Linked DNA regions of Mus musculus: region 1 is linked to region 2. Evidence: chromatin contacts called from ENCODE POLR2A ChIA-PET data. All regions are on one chromosome and are shown on one strand. The core of a region is the stretch at or near the end of the contact, and the rest is flanking DNA. Distances in the headings are between cores, read along the strand shown.

Region 1 (2,700 bases), core at 69-2,568, 36 kb before region 2:
GTAATCCCAAAACCAAGGATACTGAGGCAAGATGATTGTGGATTTAAGTCCACCCTGGGCTACTAATAATACCACCTCTGCTACTGCCTCCTCCACCTCTTTCTCCTCCTTCTCTTCCTCCTCCTCTCCACCACCACCACCGCCATCATCATCATCTTTCAGAAATTTGTAGGAAATTAGTGATCATTACAGTAGTGTGGTCAGATGGAGAAGACTCCATATTCTTTGTGATTAGTACAGAAATTGAAAATGCTTCTAAACATTTCCATCACTTTGGTATAATCCCAACGGACAAGCTCATGAGAAGTGGACTTTTCTTATTTGAGAGACCAGCAGTTCAGAAGTCCTATTGAGTTGCACGAGGCTGGAGCTGCTTATTAGTAATGCGCAGAAGGGTTCGCATGCTAGGCAACTAAAGACTGAATGGAGAGGGGTAAAGGACTGGCCCTCTACATCAAGTAGATTAAAAATCGTGTTCTATGTTGTTGAATAATTGATCTGTCAATATTAAAGAGTTCATTTTTAAAAGGGTCATTTAAAAGTAGAAACATCAAATGATATGTGTATGTTTCTCATGAAAAACATTGTAAGACATGTTTTCATTTTTGCCCCTCCCAGTCAGTCCTCTGGCTAAAGGATGTGTTGGCGCTAAACCATCAGCTTTGAGAGCACTCTGCCATCTTGTGGTTGTAGTCTGTAACGGATTGTCTTAGCCCAAAGAGTTTAGATAATCTTAGCCACAGACCAAATACTTCAAAAAGGCCACTTTCAAAGAATGGAATGTACTGTGGAAATAGGAAAGAAAAATAACTTCCCATGTATCTTCATTTATTTGTTAGTTTAACTACTTTTGAGACTCTGTATTTCAGACTGGCCTGGTACTCTCGGTATAAAGAAGGTTGGCCTCAAACTCAGAGTTCTCTCTGCCTTCCCGGGTCTGGGATTAAAGGCGTGTATCACCACGCCCGGCTCCCCAGAGCTTTAAACAGGCTTCAAGACCTTAGAAATGTCTGCTTGACATCGGTATGCTCTATGGGTGCCTTTAAAATGAGTCACTTTGCATTGCTGTATGGTAGGAGCATGGGAGATTTGAGCCCCATCAGAGAGTACCAAAACATTCCCATTCAAATTATGAATAAGTAAGGCTATAGGTCCCAACACACTAACTTTGGCTGGATTCTAGGGAATAGGAAAGTCTCTGCAAGACGACCCAAGACGACTGAGAAAGAAAAACTACAAATCCCAGAAAGCTCAAGGAACAACCTAAAACTCCCAGCATGCCTGAGGGACAACACGGCGGCTGCGCAGACTGGCGCGCGGGTGCTCCTGGGATGTCAGCATGGCGGCGTTCGCAGATTTGGATTTAAGAGCGGGCTCAGACCTGAAGGCTCTGCGCGGACTCGTGGAGACTGCTGCTCACCGTGAGTCTACTGGCTTGGCTCTGTCCCCCACACCATCCAGCTTTGTTTGGTAGTTTTTTCAGGCCCCATTCCGGTCTCTCGTGTGATCTGCCTGACGTCCCTAAAGGCAGAGAATAGCTGCAGTATCACCCGGATCCCCTGGGTGAGAAACTCGGGCTCTTGACAAAGCTGTTGTTGTTTGTGTTTGCCCAGTCATTCGTGCAGAGGGAGAGAACGGAGGCCTAAGGGGTCGAGGCATTGGCATGGAGCCTGCGAGCTGATGAATGATAGGAACAGGGACTGGTCCCCTCAGCCAGTGCTTTTGGTATCAGCCCCTTTTGAGTCACACGGCATCTGTCAAATACAGAAAGCTGGGTCTCGGGCAGGAACTGCTGTGGGAGCTTAGAGAATGGGAAGGGCGTTACCTTATTTCTCTCGAGCATCTCAAGTGCCTTAAGGATGAACGTTGATCATGTGAGCTCTCACCTGGCATAGGGCCTGCCAAATAATAGATTCTCAAATCCCTTCGAGAGGAAGGAAAGTAGGGCGTTATTGGGCTGACTGGGAAGACGAAGGGCCGCTATTTTATCATTACCATGCATTATTCTTTTAATATTAATACACTATTATCCTGTCAGTATTTTAGGCAACTTAAAGACAAGAGTCGTGATTTAAATGTATTGGGGACAGGGCACTTGTCTGTTGTGATGGTAAGACAAGCCTGTAGTGTCCCTCGTCTGTTATTGTAGAGTACCTCAAAAGAGATGTGAGGGAGTCATCACTCCATTGCTCCGTAGGAAAGGGAGCAAATGTGAGGGGGATCGCAGAAGAAAGAAATGATAACAAAGGTGACAGAAAGACATAAAACTTGAGTCTTTAGCATTGTGTTAATATGAACCACAGCCTAAATATGTGCCTGGCTTCTAAATGTGGCAGCTAAATATGTGCACTCTTCTAAAATACTGGTGCTGTTTCACTTCATTTTCATGACACTTGAAAGTCCTGTCTGCTGTTAACATCATGGGACAGGTGAAGAACCTGAAACTTCACCTTAAGTCACAATAAACAGTAGGGCTCAGGATCTGCCTCCTACCCCACCCCCTTATTTTCCAGGTCTCGGAATTGAATCCAGGACTCTGTGTATGCCTAGCAAGCATCCTGACACTTAGCTACATCCCTATTGTCATGCCAGACTCTTGAATCTCTTATCAATATGATCATTGTGAACAAGAAAGTATATTTTTTAAATGATCTATTTTTCTTTTCAGTGGGATACTCAGTTGTTGCCATCAATCACATT
Region 2 (2,700 bases), core at 15-2,514:
CTTGTAGAACTAGTCCTTGACTAATTGGTTAGAGGCACGACATAGTCTCTCAGTAATCATTTTGTAATTAGTACCATAAAGCCCAGATTTCTATAGAATTTGTTTTCTCATTCTCAAAAACTAACATATGTTTTAACCAAGGGTAGAAAATACAGATAAATTCACAAATACTGATGCCATTCTCCTTCACGAGTCTCTGAAACGGAGATTACTGCTGCACTTCTAAATTTGTGTTAGTAATCTACAAAAATTCAATAAATAAATTTCAATAAACATGGCAAGCTTATTCTATGACCCGTGGGCCACAACTCAATGTTATCAAAAAGAACAAATCGCCTTGGCTCAAATTGAGTAGGCAGTGTGTGATGTTGGAGCTTTTCTGGTTATCATTATCTGTCTGTCCTTTGATCAAAACGTGGTCATAGCACATTCAATCATTGATTCAACCCTCCACACAGGAGGAATCCAAAAGTAATTCCCCCAGTCATTTCCATGTGCACTGCTTCTTTGCATCATGCGCTTCATATCTGGTGAAAAGACATCTTTAGAGCAGTTTTTATTTGTTTTCCTCCTCTCTTCCCCTCTTCCTCAGGGACCTCCGTACCCCACTCCCACTAGGATTTTGTGGGAGGTCCTCACCTCTGCCTCTCGCAGTTTCTCGCTTTTCCGTTGTTCCTCCCCCTGCTTCACGCTGTTGGCCGGAAGTGTCTTCAGGTCCTCTTGCTTCTCCAAAGCAACAGCAGCTTCATATTCTCCATTTCTGAACTCCCCAGGAAGGAATTCCCCTGCGGCCCCATTGCTGTTCTTTTTGCCTGTTACCTGTATGTGAAGAAGATGTTGAAGTCAGAAGCAAAGCTACCCATCTTGGGGTAACTGTCCACAAACAATGCCACAGGAGGTCCTTCCTCTCCATCCAGCGACAGCCACCTTCAGGCGGTGCACTGTCTGGAGCATAGCTCCAGGTATCCCAGGTGCCTGCCTTCCTCTCACAATTAAGATGAGCATCAGGTTAGCACATGAAAATTCACTTTTAACCCACTCAACCCACTCAACCACCTTCTCTTAGGAAGTCACTAACGCCAACCCCACATTATTCCTGAGAAAGAAAAACCATCTGTATTTTCAAATAAAAGCCAAGATTAAAAAAAAAAAAAAAAAAAAGATGTTTTACATACCAGCTCCTCTACTCTCAGTACCATCATGTTGGCAGCCGTGAGTCTATGTTTTTCTCTCTTGTGGATGAACCCCTGGAACTGGCCCTGTGGAGCCCCTCCACACCAGCCCGTTATATAGCTAGGGCTGGGTGAGATAATCTTCCAGCCTGGGAAGCCAAGTCACACCCCTGCCCCCACCAGTGGCCAATTCAGAGGCAGGTGAATTTTCATTCCAGACTTAGTGTCTGGGAAGCCCAAGAGGGAGATGACAAGCTGGCCGCGGCGTATGCGAATCAGGAAGAAATGTGAGAGGGTCATTCCTTTGGCAGTGACCACACCGCTCAGCAATGCGAGTCATCCCACGTATCGGGAAGCCAGGGGACAGCTGCCTGTTAATATTGCACCACATCGCTGCTCTTTTTCCTTCTTTGTCAGCTCTCATATGACTAACGTATCAAGAAAATGCAAGCACTGTGCATCACACTTACAGCCATATCTTTCTGATAACTGGACTTATCAGCACTCCAGTTGGCTGGGAAGTGTTGCTTTGGGACATCCTATTTCTGGGGATAATCAGCCCGAGGGGAAGGAGATGGGTCTGGGTGCCACTTGTCTCTATCTGTTTGGAATTCTCTGGAGTGATGTCTGCAGCTAAAATGGCCCTGTGACATGCCATCGTACCAGCATTAGGAGAAATTGAAAGCATTCAGTAATGCACTTTGACTCTATGGTGTCACTGGCCATAATTAGTGCACCACAGGCTCACCGTGTTCTAAATCTGAAGGCTAATCAGAGGATCTACCCCAAAACGGGCCGAAGTGATGCACAGAGAGATGTGAGTCCAGTTCTTAGCAGAAGCACAACTTGGATGCTGTCAGTAAAGTTTCCCAATGCTGTGGGAAAAGCTTAAGAGAGCCCGAGAAAAATGTGCGTCTGAGGCTGGAGACTCATGGGCTAATGATAGAGCATCTGCCTAGATACACGGGGCTCTCGTGTTCTATTCCTAACACGGAAACAAAAAGGCCCCAAGCTTTGCTGTTGAGAGAGGCAAAAATACTTGTTTCTGGCTTGTCATCGCTAAGATATTAAAATGTGAAAAATATAAATATTTAGATCTTTTTATAGTTCGAGGAAAGATTCTATCGTAAGAGCCACATAAAATACTTTTTTTATTTTTTATGAAAGAGGAGAGTGAAGGGGGTGTCAGTAGAAGAGGGAAGTGTTAATTAGGGTGTTGTGTATGTTTGTTATGCTGGCCATCATATATCTGTCTCTCCTCACTCACCCTTCCATGAACATGGGGTAAGAACCCCCACCCCACTTCAGCTGTTCAACCAGCAAATTGTGTTTCTAGAATCTTCAGTACAAGACATTGCCCTGAAAACCAACACACTAATACCTTGTCCTTCGTGGGTTCCCCTCTCCTAGTGTTCTCTCTGTCCTATCTGTCCTGAGACGCTATCAATGGATAACTGTTGGTCTTCTCGTTTTCATGGTTAACACTATTTTCTTTGACCTCTTGAAGTGACAAGCAGCTATGGCAGCT

The links. ChIA-PET counts read pairs that join two places held with the same protein, here RNA polymerase II (POLR2A).
Region 1: POLR2A ChIA-PET joins it to region 2 with 17 read pairs in Patski. The contact joins the promoter of Rpp30 here to the promoter of Ankrd1 in region 2. POLR2A ChIA-PET finds 5 or more read pairs at or near these places in 2 of 5 experiments (Patski and embryonic stem cell).

What each region holds. Positions count from the first base shown.
Region 1 is chr19:36,082,398-36,085,097 of GRCm38, forward strand. It overlaps Rpp30 (ribonuclease P/MRP 30 subunit), which reads left to right and starts at 1,319. Exons shown (of 11, transcript NM_019428.3): 1 at 1,319-1,421; 2 at 2,669-2,700. The coding sequence starts at 1,340.
Region 2 is chr19:36,118,580-36,121,279 of GRCm38, forward strand. It overlaps Ankrd1 (ankyrin repeat domain 1 (cardiac muscle)), which reads right to left and starts at 1,265. Exons shown (of 9, transcript NM_013468.3): 1 at 1,176-1,265; 2 at 640-819. The coding sequence starts at 1,202.